2 separate regions of the Homo sapiens genome follow, and region 1 is linked to region 2. The links are chromatin loops, found by intact Hi-C in ENCODE. Cell type or tissue: heart right ventricle. All regions are shown on one strand.

Region 1 (8,000 bases), 190 kb before region 2:
CTAACGGTTGAATGAGATACCACATATGAAAATGCTTCATACAGCCTCTGACATCATAGGCACTCAACGAATACAAGTTCAAGGTAAATATGATTTGTGAGCACAGAGAAAACACCAAACTAGACAGTCAAGAGGTCAACACAAGAGGAAGCAAAAACCACAGGATACATCTAAAGTGACCAACCATCCAGGCCAAGTTTGCCAGGGATGGTCACAGTTTTAGCACATAAAGTCTTGCATTTGGGGAAACCAGGTAGTTTGGTCCTGGGAAAACCAGGATGGTTGGCCATCCTAGCTCAGAACCTAGAATAGGAGCGCAAACAACAAGGATTGGACCCCAAGAAAAAACAAATGGCCAGAACGCAGGAATGGAGTATGGAAACACTAGGAATAATGGTCCTGATGCTGACCAATATTTCTCAGACAACAGATAGCAAAACAGGCTCAGCATGTGAGTAGGGATGAACCCATAGGTGGAAGTCAGTATACACACCTGACTTAACTGAGGGAACCTCAGGAGCCAGGTAGTGCTATGCAAGACAAATCTTACAAAGTTATTATTTTTTTCTTTTTTAAAGATCTGTCACTCAGGCTTGAGTGCAGTGGTGCCATCAAAGCTCACTGCGGCCTAAAACTCCTGGGCTCAAGCAATCCTCCTGCCTCAGCCTCCCAAATAATGCAATGGCAGACACATCACTGTGCTGGGCTAATTTTAGAAAAGTTTTTGTAGAGATGGGAGTCTCACTTTGTTTTCGAGGCTAGTCTCGAACTCCTGGCCTCAAGCAATCCTCCTGCCTTGACCTCCAAAAGTATTGGAATTACAGGTGTGAACACTGTGCCTGGCCCCAAATTAATTTCATAAGTGACTTTGGTGATGAGCTAAAATGAACAATGAGGAAAGGATGGTTTCTTCAATAAATAATGCTAGGACAGTCATTATCCATGATACAAAAGGAATCGAATTTTCTACCTCACACAATACAGAAAAGTTTATAATTTAGAAACCTAAATAAGGAAAAAAAAACTTTAAACATTTTAAGAGAAAATAAAGGAGAAAAGCTTAATAAAGATTTTAAGGCCAGGCACAGTGTCTCAAGCCTGTAATCCCAGCACTTTGGGAGGCCGAAGCAGGCAGATCACTTGAGGTCAGGAGTTCGAGACCAACCTGGCCAACATTGTGAAACACCATCTCTACTAAAAATACAAAAATTAGCTGGGCATCGTGATAGACGCCTGTAATCCCAGCTACTTAGGAGGCTGAGGTAGGAGAATCACTTGAACCCCAAAGGCAGAGGTTACAGTGAGCCAAGATCGTGCCACTGCACTCCAGCCTGGGCAACAGAGCAAGACACCGCCTCAAAAAAAAGGAAAAAGATTTTAAAATAAGCAATAAAAAGGGAAAGATTCATAAAGTTGATTATTTTTTGTTTATTTATTTATTTATTTTTTTGAGACAAAGTCTTGCTCTGTCGCCCAGGCTGGAGTGCAGTGGCACAATCTCGGCTCACTGCAGCCTCTGCCTCCTGGGTTCCAAGTGATCCTCCTGCCTCAGCCTCCTGGGTAGCTGGGATTACAGGCACACACCACCACGCCTGGCTAATTTTTGTATTTTTAGTAGAGACAGATTTCACCAGGTTGGCCAGGCTGGTCTCAAACTCCTGACCTCGGGTGATCCACCTGCCTTGACCTCCCAAATTGCTGGGATTACAGGCATGAGCCACCGCGCCCAGCCAAAGTCGATTGCTTTAAAATGAAAAGATGCCATGAACACAGTGAACAGCCAAGCCATAAACTGAGAAACAATATTTGCAATATATCAAGCCTACAAAGTACTTATATCAGCAAGTACTTAAAGGAAAATGCCAGCAATCCAGTAGGCATAGAATAGGAATAGGCAATTCACGGAAGAAACTTCAGTAGTAAAAACATATTTTTAAAAAGCTCGGCCGGGTGCGGTGGCTCACACCTGTAATCCCAGCACTTTGGGAGGCCGAGGCGGGTGGATCACAAGGTCAGGAGATCGAGACCATCCTGGCTAACACGGTGAAACCCCGTCTCTACTAAAAATACAAAAAATTAGCTCGGCGTGGTGGCAGGCGTCTGTAGTCCCAGCTACTCGGGAGGCTGAGGCAGGAGAATGGCGTGAGCCTGGGAGGCGGAGCTTGCAGTGAGCCGAGATCGCGCCACTGCATTCCAGCCTGGGCGACAGAGCGAGACTGTCTCAAAATAAATGAATAAATAAATAAATAAGTAACTCAGTTTTACTACTTGTCAGAGAAATGCAAATTGAAACCACAATGAGATAAGATTTTACATCAAGCAGATTGTCAGAAATTAAAAAGCCTGGCAATACCAAGTGCTGGCGAGAATGTGAAGCCACAGAAGTTTTCTTACACTTCTACTAGGGTGTAAATTGGTACAACCATCTTGGAGAGCAAATGCTCAATAGCTAGAGATGTTTTGAAAGTATACACTTGTGCAATACCTCCTCGTTGTGCAGTCTAGAGAAACTCGCAAATGTGTGCACAATGGGTCACGTATAAGAGTGTTCACTGTAGCATGGTTTGTAAGAGCAAGAGACTGAAAACACTCTGAATGTCCATCAGCTGTAAATTAAATAAATTGTTGTACAATTCATTCAATGGAATGCTAACATACAGCAGTTACAGTAAATGACTGAAGTTAGATGACCAATATCACGAAATCTCCAAAGCATAATATTAAACTAGAAAAAGTAAGTTGCAGAAATATTTGTACCATATGGTATCCCTTATATCAGCTATAAAATATGTGCAATATTATAAATTTTATGTGTACACAAATATGTAATAAAAATACAAAAAGTCACAGAGATAATAAACCAAATATTGATTACTTCTAAAGAGAACAAGATGGACATGAAATCAGAAATAGTTAATAAGGCATCAAATGTGTCTATTACATTTTATGTTTAAAATATCTGATGTAAGTAAAGCAAAACGTTAAGATTTGACAGAGTTGGGTGGTAGATACGTAACTGTTATTTCATTCTCTAGACTTTTCTGTAGGCGTTAAGCATTTTATTTTGAAAAAATAAAAACAATGTTATTAGCATTTAAATTCAGATTATTTCAGAATTACTCTAAAATATTTTTAAAAGCAAAACTATGCTTTCCGGAGTTGGCAACTTAACAAAGCCAAGTTTAACAGTCTGTTCAAAGAAAGTTAAAGTATGCCTTGTCCTGACACATATTTCACTGCCACTTAACCAACACTAGATGTCACTTTACTTCATGCATTTCATTTGAGAGTTTCTGGTTGAAATTAGATAAACTTGGGTATGTTTTATCATTTTCTTTCTCCAGTAGATACAGAGAATTATGAAAAATGAAAATGTTCTCTGCTATATATCCATCCAGAAAGACAAAGGACACGTGTATTTGGGTTTATCCTTTTATCCTTGGCACATACTGCTTATAATAGGGTTGCAAAAGTATTGTTAACCAAATAAACAAAGGATACAAGAAACTTTCGCAGAAGAAATGTTTAATATCCCCAATATGTATATAATTACATTTGGAACAGTTTTTCCTTCAAACGGCAGCGAGCTGTTGAAAGCACACCTTCCAGGGATTTGCAAGGGAAAGGTTACGACTCTAATTTCAAAGCCCGGCTTGTGGTCAGTGGAGAGAAGACACCATTTCAGATCTTTCAACCCAAAATTGTATCTCAGTTCATTGGAGCATTGGATCTCCAATAAGGACTGACAAATAAGAACTCCTTAAATCAATAATTGAACCTTTTTAGAAGGAGAGTGACCTTTGATAATCATGAAAATCGTGAACTCTCTGGAAATTTTCATCTAAACATATAAAAATCAGCCAGGTGCAGTGCCTCACACCTGTAATCCCAGCACTTTGGGGGCCACGGTTGGCGGATCACTTGAGGACAGGAGCTTGAGACCAGACAGGCCAACACAGTGAAACTTTGTTGCTACCAAAAAAATACAAAAATTAGCTGGGCTTGATGGCACGTTCTTGTAGTCCCATCTACTCGGGAGGCTAAGGCAGGAGAATCGCTTGAACCTGAGAGGTAGAGGTTGCAGTGAGCTGAGATCACACCACTGTACCCCAGCCTGGGTGACAGAGTGAGACCCTGCCTCAAAAAATTTTTTTATGAAAACATACAATTGTTACATGCAGGTTTTGCAGATTTGCAGACCTCCTAAAAGCTCATGCATGGACTCCAGATCAGGACCCCTTGACCAGAATGGATAAAAGCACTTGCCCAGGTTCCTTTCCCAAGCTTTCTTAAACTCTGCCAATAACTAGAATTTCAGCTGAGGCTGGCACGTATCATGTGAACTAAACAACGTGACTACGCAAATGAATGGAATGGAAACCAACCCTGTAAATTCAGGTAATTAACCAAACGTGGGCAGTGTCTACTTTGGAAATATTTGACTTATGGATAACAGTCAAAGTGTTTATATGTACATTTTTTCTAAGAATAATTAAGAAAAGAAAAAAGTAATAGATTTGTTTGCTGAAATATTTATTTGGAAGCTTGTTTTTCCGTGGGGAGCAAACCAAATCCTAGGAGTTGCTCCACATAATGTTTTCTAGTGCCTGAATAATTGTCCAACTGTTTTCATTTTACACCTTCTAACCGGAAAGAACTAGTTTATAATTTTGTTACTGACTTTCTTGCATCATAAATATTACAGAATAGCCCAAACTAGGTGAAATTAGTTCATTGTATGAATACAAATTAATGAAATTTCACTACATTATGTAAAGATACTCTAAATCAAATAAGCTTGAACTGCAGAGTCTTTCCCTCCAAATCAAATAAGCTTGAAACTCCTTTATATTCTTTGTTCTAGAGTCTTTCCTTATTAAAAAGACTTCTTAGGCTGGGCACGATGGCTCAAACCTGTAATCCCAGCACTTTTGGAGGCCAGAAGTTTGAGACCAGCCTGGGCAACATAGTGAGACCCTGCCTCTACAAAAAAGTTTTAGAAAATTAGCCAGGTGTGGTGGCACTGCCTATGGTCCCATCTACTTGGGAGGCTGAGGTGGGAGGATTGCTTGAGCCTGGGAGGTTGAGGCTGCGGTGAGCCATGATTGCACCACTGTACTCCAGCCTGGGCAACAGAGTCAGACTGTCTCAAAAGAAAAAAAGACCTCTTTCCAGGGACACTCTGTTCTGTTAGCCACATATCAAGTTTTCAAAAACAGGTGTTGAATGACAAAGAGGGTTCTTCTTCTTCTTCTTCTTCTTCTTCTTCTTCTTCTTCTTCTTCTTCTTTTTTTTTTTTTTAGTGAAACGGAGTTTCATTCTGTTGCCCAGAATAGAGGGTAGTGGTGTGATCGTGGCTCACTGCAGCCTTGACCTCCTGGGCTCAAGTGATCCTGTTACTTCAGGCTCTGAAGTAGGAAGGACTATAAGAAGGTGTCACCATGCTCAGCTAATTTTTTTTTTTTTTTTTTTGAGACAGAGTCTCACTCTGTTGCCCAAGCTGGAGTACAGTGGCATGATCTTGGCTCACTGCAACTTACGCCTCCTGGGTTCAAGCAATTCTCCTCCCTCAGCCTCCCGAATAGCTGGGACTACAGATGCCGCCACCACACCCAGCTAATTTTTGTATTTTTAGTAGAGATGGGGTTTCACCATGTTGGCCAGGCTGGTCTCGAACTCCTGACCTCAGGTGATCCACCCGCCTTGGCCTCCAAAAGTGCTGGGATTACAGGCATGAGCCACCACGCCCAACTGCTCAGCCAATTTTTAAAATTTTTTGTATTGATGGTGTCTTGCTACGTTGCCAAGGCTGTTCTCAAACTCCTGGGTTTAAGCAATCCTCCTGCCTCAGTCCCCCAAAGTGTTGGGATTACAGGTGTGGGCCACCACACCTGGTCAGCATTCTTCTTTATCATGATCACCCTGTTACTGAAAGTACGTTATAGGCTATAGTTACAATAGATAAATTGGGCCAATTTTTAAGAAGTATCATTTTACTCACTGGAGATTATGTTAACGCCATGAGAATGGTAAAACCAGGGTTTGTTTTTCTTCTGTTATGCAACTTTGCTATATGTACTAGGCATATAAAGTAAAACAGTAGTATATTAGAGTCCTGATTTGGTGCAGTGATCATTTATAGGCTTAGCTGGTCATAGCACCCATTGTGAAATTACATGCGGAAAATGGATCCTGTTTTAAGAGAACAGAATCTAACTTGGATTCTAATTCTTCAACCACCAAAAACTTCCACACCTCTTTCTAGGAGATACAGAAAAATATATGCCCTTTATTGGAGTCATAAAGAGCTCTACATTCAGAGTTCTGTTTCCTTAAGGCAAAGAACCTGAATGCTAACCCTTCTTTGTTTGTAATTGACAAAAACCGTAGGATGTTTTCTTAAAGAAAATTATCATTATATATATATTTTTCTCCAGAGTTAAAATGTTGATACTGATAATTTTCTTTAAGAAAATATCTTAGGGATATTGTCAATTACAAACAAAGGAGGGTCAGTACTCAGGCATTTTAACTCTGGAGAAAAGTTTATATTTTCACAACTAAATACTTCACCATTTATCCAATAAAATCTGTAAATTTTCAGTTATTGATTTAACTATTTCTCTCTGACTTTAGAACTTGATATCATTTGACTGTTATCACAAGTACTTGATTTAATGGCCATGTTTTTCTCTAGACGATATCATCCTACATGAGTCATGGTAGGCTTAGTCAACAGACTTGTATTTCTTTTTGTTTGTTTGTTTGTTTGTTTGTTTTTGAGACAGAGTCTCACTCTGTCACCAGGCTGGAGTGCAGTGGCGCGATCTCACCTCACTGCCACCCCTGCCTCCCAGGTTCAAGCAATTCTCCTGCCGCAGCCTCCCAAGTAGCTGGGACTACAGGCATGCACCACCACGCCCAGCTAATTTTTGTATTTTTAGTAGAGATGGTGTTTCACTATTGGCCAGGATGGTCTCGATCTCTTGAACTCATGATTTGCCCACCTCGGCCTCCCAAAGTGTTGGGATTACAGACATGAGCCACTGCTCCTGACCTTGTATTTCTATTTCTATAGCCATGATTCTATAATCTTATTTGATCATTCCATCAATTTATGGTTCTGTAGTAAAATATTTTGTTTGTATATGTTCATATCATGTACCAAATGTAAGTGTTCATTTTACCATAATTTCTTGACACTTTAAAAATTGTTAGCATTTTCTAAAGTTTAGAATTATTCAGCTTGGGGGGAAGTTCAGTGAGGACTGCTGGTGGTGGATAGCATGAGACCTGGGTAATACTGAAAACAGCTCTGTGTCTAAGCTGCTCCTTGGATCAATAGACTTTCTTTCTGGGCCAAATTATAGCTCCTTTTCATTGACAGGTGAACATCTCAATATCTTGTAGCCTTTTCTCCTTCTTAGAAAACATGATAGAAATAAATGGGTGAATCCAAAGCAGTATAATTTTAGCAAACAGAAAAGATATTACACTCCTTCTGGAGTGTAATGGCATGATCATAGTTTACTGTAGCCTCGGGGCTTGAGTGAGCCTCCCACTTCAGCCTCCTGAGTAGCTGGAACTATAGGTTTGTGCCACCATGCCTGGCTAATTTTTGTTATCTTTAGTAGAGACGAGGTCTCAGTATGTCACCCAGGCTGGTCTCCAACTCCTGAGCTTAAGCAATCCTCCCTCTTCTGTCTCCCAAAGTGCTAGGATTACAGGTGTGAGCCATCACGCCCAGCCCCTTATTAATTTTAAACTTTCATGTATTCCTTTGGAGAATGTCTTTCTTGCCCCTTTTTAGCATATCCAAACCTTATCATAGTCGCCATCCAGCTTTTTTTTTCTTTTTCTGGGTCTCCCAGTCTCTAGCATGTTTTATTGCCTTATAGTAGTTTCTCATTGCTTTATGTGCAAATTATTACATGCCAAATCAGATTGTATGCCTCTTGAGAACAATCTTGTGCTTTATTTACCAAGCTTGGTAAACGCTG
Region 2 (8,000 bases):
CCCTGGGCTCAGATGATCATCCCACCTCAGCCTCCCAAGTAGCTGGGGCCACAAGCATGCACTACCATGCCAGCTAATTTTTGTAATTTCTGTAGAGACAAGGTTTCACCATGTGGTCCAGGCTGGTCTCAAACTCCTGCAAGATTAGATGACTTCTTATTAGGAAATAGACTACCAATGATTTCCAACCACAGTAGGTCTGAAGATCCTTAGCATAAAGAATTTTGAGAACCCCCCACCCCCAGGGTAGTATTTGCACTCTAAGAATCTATTTAGAACCAGTATGCCACAATAACTGTACACTTAAAAATGATTAAAATAGTAAGTTTTATGTTATATTTTACCACAATAAAAAATATGATGACAGCTGGGCGCAGTGGCTTATGCCTGTAATCCCAGCACTTTGGGAGGCCAAGGCAGGCGGATCACCTGAGGTCAGGAGTTCGAGACCAGCCTGGCCAACATGGTGAAACCCCATCTCTACTAAAAATACAAAAATTATCTGTGTATGGAGATAGTACCATTGCACTCCAGCCTGGGGGACAAGAGCGAGACTTCGTCTCAAAAAAAAAAAAAAAATTAGCGGGGCTGTGGTGGCACGCCTGTAATCCCAGCTACTCAGGAGGCTGAGGCGGAAGAATCACTTGAACCTGGGAGGCTGAGGTTGCAGTGAGCTGAGATGGCACCACTGCACTCCAGCCTGGGAGACAGAGGGAGACCCTGTCTCAAATAAATAAATAAATAAATAATAACAAGGCCAGGCACGGTGGCTCACACCTGTAATCCCAGCACTTTAGGAGGCCAAGGCGGGCGGATCACCTGAGGTCAGGAGTTTGAGAGCAGCCTGACCGATATGATGAAACTCTGTCTCTACTAAAAATACAAAAATTAGCCGGGCGTGGTGACATGCGCCTCTAATCCCAGCTACCCGGGAGGCTGAGATGGGAGGTTGAGACAGGAGAATCGCTTGAACCCGGGAGGCGGAGGTTGCAGTGAGCTGAGATCATGCCATTGCACTCCATCCTGGGCGACAAGAGCGCAACTCCGTCTCAAAAAATAATAATAATAAAATAAAATAAATTTGTATTTTATTACAATAGCATTTGCAGATAGGAAACTCGTGTTTATTATTCCTTTTATGAATTTATTGACTTATGGAATGCCTAATATGTAGCAGGCACTGAGGTAGGCACTGAAGACACACAGGTAAAACCAATACGGCGCCTGACCTCATCGAGCACAGATACATGCAAGATGTGCTATTTATTGTGTCTACAGACAATGCTCACAGGTGGATGGGAGCACCCTGTCTCTGACTCCTCAGAATTAGCAGTTGCTTCCTTCTTTAGCCAGCAAACTTCTGCTGTATACATTATAAACAAACACACAGGTCAGGAATAATACTTGGTTACCAGTAATGTGATAAAGTGTGAACACCCAAAATGCCCTTGACAATGAAAGTAACTGATACGTGTTGATTTGTCACTCTAGGTCTGGAATTTTATGTCTATTGTTCAAAAAGAAAAAAGAAAAGCCTGCTTTTCAAAGTTCTTAGCATGGACATTTTGGGGATCTCCAAAGCAAGACTATGAACTAATAATTTAAAATAAAGAGGCTTTGCTTTAATATCACACTCAATTTTGCTCTTGTAAAAGAATAGTCGGATAGTTAACAATTTACCTGATACGCTGGGTGCCTGCCAAGGTACTTGCCGGTTTTATTCTAAAATATGTCCTGCCAGGGGGACAAATGAGAGGGATTCCTCCATTTTGCATCTGTGTTTCATACCTGTGCTCTTAGCAAAGGAGTAGGTTGTGGGGGAGAAGGAGGGTCTTTTATATTCAGCTGTATGTACTATTTGACATCAGAGACCCCATGAATAATCACTCTTTTTTCCATTCGGCCACCAGCTAGCAGGTTGCAATTCTTTCCTACCTGGAGCGCTGCAGGGGGTGGGGCAAGTGGAGACATTACTGGACATTTGCATTTAAAGAATTAATAAAAATTCCTTATTTGCCTGAAAGCCCCATGAAGTTTATAACCTTGACGCTTTATAGCCCCCTGCACTGGTTTCTCTCCTGGTATGGCCCAACGAAGCAGCATAAATCTGTATTTTAAAGTATGCAATTAGTAATGTGCTACTGGACCGCATCCTGGAACTATGCAGTTCCCTTGGCCACAGAATTTCACAAAAGGGAAACAAACAATACAGAACAATGAAAGGCATTCCCTGAGCGATACTAACCTTGAGGTCACCCATATTAATGGCAGCTATTCCACGTGAACATTTCTTACTTCGAGCAAACAATGTGTCGAGGACAAAAAGGTCAAAACTGCCTTTCTTTGGGTTGACATAAAAGAACTTTTTAATTATTCTTGCCTAGAAATGGACATTACTGGGACTTCTGGGGGCTGATTTTCAGGGTTTAGTTTGCAGACCTACCATAGGATGCTCTGAGATCCACCCTTACAGCAGTCCCTGAGCCCAGGCAACCTCTAGGGTCCTGCACCCTTCTAGGGAAAACACAGAAAAAGGAGATTAGGGCTGTTACCAAGACCACTAGACTCCTGAGAATGGGTCCTGATGGAAGAAGGTGGGAGTCTCCACCGCCAACACCCTGCAGGTGCAGGGAGGAGGTGGGAGCACTGGAAAGGGAGTACCTTTGGAAAATTCAAGAATATTTCCTAGGTCGGGTGCGGTGGCTCAGGTCTGTAATCCCAGCACTTTGGAAGGCCGAGGTGGGTGGATCACTTGAGCTCAGGAGTTCGAGACCAACCTGACCAACGTGGTGAAACCCCGTCTCTACTAAAGCTACAAAAATTAGCCAGGTGTGGTGGCAGACGCCTGTAATCCCAGGTACTCGGGAGGCTGAGGCAGGAGATCGCTTGAACCCGGGAGGCGGAGGTTGCAGTGAGCGGAGATCGGGCCATTGCACTCCAGCCTGGGCGAAAGAGCGAGACTCTGACTCAAAAAAAAAAAAAAAAAGATTTCCTGACCTCAAGGAGAGAGAAAGAACCTAGGCCTGGGCTTGGCAACTGAAGAACACCAATTAGGGCTCCACAGGCCTGCCTCTCTTGTGTAACCTTTAAAAAGGAATTTCTTGGAATGTAAATGGAATCCCAAACTGGTGAGGCCACTCAGGGATTTGGTAGAGACTCAAGCGCCCTCTAGAGGCGACGCTGCGGTGTCTGGTCATTGGGCTGCTTGAGGAGGTTTGAGGAGGCGTGGGCGGTAGAGGGTAGGGGTTGGGGTGGGGTAGTTACCAAACACAAAAACAGGAGAAGGTTGTCAAGACACAGCACCCCTGGGAGCTGCCAAGGCAGCCCTAGTTAATAAGAGCGGTTCCCAAAAGCAGCAGTATCTTCTATTCCTGATTGTCACCCTTAAGGGAAACTGAAATTAGTCTTTGCTGACTACTTAACATCTGGGGATAGAGTGGGGAGGAAGAGCAGTCTTGCTTTGTTTTTTGAGACAGGGTCTTGCTCTGTCACCCAGGCTGGAGTCCAGTGGCGTGATGACAGCTCACTGCAGCCTCAACCTCCCAGGCTCAAGTGATCCTCTCACCTCAGCCTCCCAAGCAGCTGGGACTACAGGTGCACACCACCACGCCTGGCTAATTGGTAGTTTTTCCATCTTTTGGAGACCACTTTGTGCTCTTGAGCCCTTTTATGCTACACTGTCTGGATCCTTGACTCCAAAATTAATTCTTCTTATTTCTTCCTCTGAAAAACCTTTGCAGACTTCAACTTTACCACCTATCCGGGAACCTGACTCAGGCCACTGCCTCTCACAATGTCCCTAGTGAGACAGCCACTCTACAGAACATAGCTTGCTCACCACCGCTCCCACTGCTCTGACCATAGGAGGAGGCATCGTCCTCCCTTTTGCCACACCTTTGTAACCCCACAACAGGCTCCTCTAGTGACTGACTCATCACAGCAGAACACCACCTAAGGCTTCCACAAAGGTTCAAAAGCAACCAACTGGAGACAATATAAGATCACCTATCTTCTAAAATGTGAACTAAATGAATTAGAATTATCTAGGGTGTTTGTTATAAATAAGATTAAGGACCACATTCAGAATTTTATTTATTATTATTATTATTATTGTTATTGAGACAGAGTCTCACTCTGTTGCCTAGGCTGGAGCGCACTGGCGCAATTTTGGCTCACTGCAACCTCAACCTCCCAGACTCAATCTATCCTTCTACCCTAGCCTCCCGAGTAACTGAGACTTACAGGTGCACACCAACACGCCTGGCTAATTCGTGTATTATAGAGACAGGGCTTCACCATGTTGCCCAGGCTGGTCTGAAACTCCTGGTCTCAAAGCAATCCTCCCACCTCAGCCTCCCAAAGTGCTGGGATTACAGGTGTGAGCCACCATGCCCATTAAATACTTCAAATTTTAATTAGAATTTCTGGAAGTGGGTCAGATATCTGCATAGATGGCAAACTTCCCAGGTGGTATTTATGCACATTAATATTTGTTTTTGGTTTTTCTTTTTGAATTTTTTTTTTTTTTTTTGAGACAGAGTCTCGCTCTGTCGTCCAGGCTGGAGGGCAGTGGCACCATCTCGGCTCACTGCAAGCTCTGTCTCCCGGGTTTACGCCATTCTCTCGCCTCAGCCTCCTGAGTAGCTGGGATTACAGGCATGCGCCACCACGCCCAGCTAATTTTTTGTATTTTTAGTAGAAACGGGGTTTCACCGTGTTAGCCAGGATGGTCTCGATCTCCTGACCTCGTGATCTGCCCACCTTGGCCTCCCAAAGTGCTGGGATTACAGGCATGAGCCACAGTTCCTGGCTCATGCGCATTAATATTTGAACCACTGGCATGAAGAATAATTTTTAACTGTTATAAGATGTGGCTCTTCTTAGCGCCTAGAGAACCAGGTCCCAACACGGGGAAACCTTCCATGCATAGATTTCAACCTGCATTATTCCGTCAAACATTGTCCCACCCCCACCACTGGAAGTATACTGGTATGTCTGCTAAGTAAAGCCCTCCCAGGCAAAATGCCAAAAGACCCAGAGAAAGAGTTCTCCTTTTGTCCTTAGGCTAAGGCTTGCCCAAGTCCTTATTTCCAGTCCCAGGAATTGTTTCTTCCAAGACGACTGACCTGGGAATTACCACTGCCATGATGGAGACCACCTCCGAAATCCACAAAGGTATGATCTTGCTCTCAGAGACTCAGGACAATCACTTTAATATGCTTCCAAAAGTCGGGATTATTCTTTTCCTAAATAACACCTCAGGTCAGGCCTTGACAGTCCCAGCTGAGCTTGCTCAAGTCTAACCCAGTTTTTTTTATAGTCTCTCCTCTGTTATAAGATAAAGATGATGCCTAAGGCCAGGTGTGGTGGCTCACACCTGTAATCCCAGGACTTTGGAAGGCCAGGGCAGGAGAATCACTTGAGTCCAGGAGTTCGAGACCCATGTGGGCAATGTAGTGACAACCTGTCTCTACAAAAAAAATTTAAAAAATAAAAATCACCCAGGAATGGTGGTGTGCTCCTTAGTTAGCCTCTTAGGAGGCTGAGGTTGGAGGATCGCTTGAGCTCAGGAGGTCAAGGCTGCAGTGAGCCATGATCAGACCACTGCACTCCAGCCTGGGCAACACAGCAAGACCCCATCTCAAAAAAAAAAAAAAAACATAAAGCCTATATCCCTTCCTTGAACTGGAAATACAGCAGAATTCCTTAAGAAAAAGCAGGTGGTAACAGAAGAGAAAGCCCCATACCTAGAAAAGAGACATTTTGAATTCTTTGATCCTAAAATGTGATCGATTTTTAGACAGACCATCAATATGGTGCAGGGTTGTTATTTTTTCCAAAAACGACCAGTATATTAAATGCACACAAAAATGTTTTACCAATCAACCACAGCATACATTTATTCATGCAATTATATTCCACTTTGTTGTGTTCTGTTACAATCAAAGTTTGAGGCTTCTCTTCCTCATGAACTTCCAAATCACTTCTTACGGACAGCATGGTGTACGGCATCCAGTGGCGAACCTCCATGTACCATAAAACTTGCTCATCTTTACCACTTTGCGGACTAACAGGATAATGTCAAGGCATATTAAAGAATTCCAGGTTGTGGCCGGGAGCGGTGGCTCACGGCTGTAATCCCAGCACTTTGGGAGGCTGAGGCAGGCAGATCACCTGAGGTCAGGAGTTCGAGACCAACCTGGCCAATATGGTGAAACCCCATCTCTACTAAAATTACAAAAATTAGCTGGGAGTGGTGGTGCATGCCTGTAGTCCCAGCTACTTGGGAGACTGAGACAGGAGAATGGCTTGAACCCAGGAGGCGGAGGCTGCAGTGAGCCAAGATCGTGCCACTGCACTCCAGCCTGGGTGACAGAACAAGACTCCATCTCAGAAAAAAAAACCACATTGTTTCTGCTTTCTGCATTTGTTTTTATTTCTCAGTAAAATTACACGTGACTGGAAGTTAGGCAGCTTTCTTCAAATATTAGCTAGAAAATGTTGACATATTCTAGTGCCTGAGTTTTTCATGATATGTGATCAGTCATACCAATGTCTCCTATACTTGGCAACTTCCATTTCCTTTCATTGCATTGCCAGGCCCTTGACATAATCGCTTTCTGCATCACAGTGACAAAATCAAATAATGTATTTGTGAGTGGCTCCCCTTCTTGGAACCTGTAAAGCAGGGGTCCCCAGCCCCCCAGGCCATGGACTGGTACCGGTCTGTGGTCTGTTAGGAACCGGCTGCACAGCAGGAAATGAACAGTGAGTGAGCATCACTGCCTGAGCTCTGCCTTCTGTCAGATCAGCAGTAGTGTTAGATTCTCATAGGAGCTCGAACCCTATCGTGAACTATGCATGCAAGGGATCTAGGTTGTGCGCTTCCTATGAGACTCTAACTAATGCCTGATGATCTGAGGTGGAACAGTTTCATCCCAAAACCATTCCCCTTCCCCACCAGTGCATAGAAAAATTGTCTTCCATGAAACCAGACCCTGATGTCAAAAAGGTTGGGGACCACTGCAATAAAGCATATGACTTTTGCTAATCAAGAAATATGAAGAGGAAGCCAGTCTTCCAGTGACAACTTTTGTTCCCTTATAAGAAATTTATATCTCATAGCTATATGTCCATGCCCTTCCAAATACACAGTAACTTTTTTCAATGCTACAATAAAGTGTAACCCTTTGAAATTGATTTTTGTTGCTGTTGTTGTTTTTAAATTAATATGAGATAGGGTCTCACTATGTTGACCAGGCTGGTCTTGAACTCCTGGCCTCAAACAATCCTCTCATCTTGGCCTCCCAAAGTGCTGGGATTACAAACATAAGCCACCACGTCCAGCCCGAAATTGATTTTAAACGACAGAGGCTGGGCATGGTGGCTCATGTCTGTAGTCCCAGCACATTGCAAGGCGGAGGCAGGTGGTTCACCTGAGGTCAGGAGTTTGAGACCAGCCTGGCCAGCATGGTGAAACCCTGTCTCTATTAAAAATACAAAAAAAAAATGAGCTGGGCGTTGTGGCAGGCACCTGTAGTCCCAACTACACGGGAGGCTAAGGCACGGGAATCACTTGAACCCAGGAGGTGGAAGTTGCAGTGAGCCAAGATTGCACCACTGCACTCCAGCCTGGGTGACAGAGTGAGATCCTGTCTCAAAAAAAGAGAAAAGGAACGTCATCTTACTCCTTCCCTATACCACCTAATAAGCAGTATTTCGTTCTGCCACGGGTCTTTTGTAGGGTACAGAATTGTGTAAGGCACTTGTTTGCATTCTATGGTTTCTAAGCAATAAGGAGAATATAGAAGACTGTGCCAAAATTGTCTGGTGAAGAAGTACACTGATATACATTTGCAAAAAAAAAAAGACAAAAAAATTATTTAATGATGCAAAATTGTATTTTGCCAGTTTGGTTGGTTTGTTCCTTTACTGAATTTTGATGATACAGTTTTGAAATATTTTCACTGTGCAAATTCCTTCAAACTGTTTCCTATTAC

The links. A loop is a pair of places that touch in the nucleus more often than their neighbours do. Peaks named below come from ENCODE experiments on the same cell type or tissue, not always from the same donor. Only the 100,000 strongest peaks of a DNase experiment are listed, where the experiment ranks them.
Region 1: a loop joins it to region 2, with 2.5 times the contacts of the local background. A loop is called at or near these places in 45 of 110 quality-filtered maps.

The regions. Positions count from the first base shown.
Region 1 is chr12:95,811,071-95,819,070 of GRCh38, reverse strand. All of the region lies in intron 2 of SNRPF-DT (SNRPF divergent transcript), which reads left to right. The region is part of intron 1 of LINC02410 (long intergenic non-protein coding RNA 2410); the gene reads right to left. Among named protein-coding and RNA genes, the nearest start is that of LINC02410, 12 kb to the right of the region's middle. In heart right ventricle, CTCF peaks have their summits at 3,051 and 3,256; no DNase peak of the experiment used is centred here.
Region 2 is chr12:95,618,941-95,626,940 of GRCh38, reverse strand. No RefSeq gene overlaps it. Among named protein-coding and RNA genes, the nearest start is that of USP44, 71 kb to the right of the region's middle. RefSeq lists a silencer at 3,163-3,232 and an enhancer at 3,240-4,194. In heart right ventricle, a CTCF peak has its summit at 3,178 (motif pointing left); a DNase peak (open chromatin) is centred at 3,191; H3K27ac peaks cover 2,540 bases.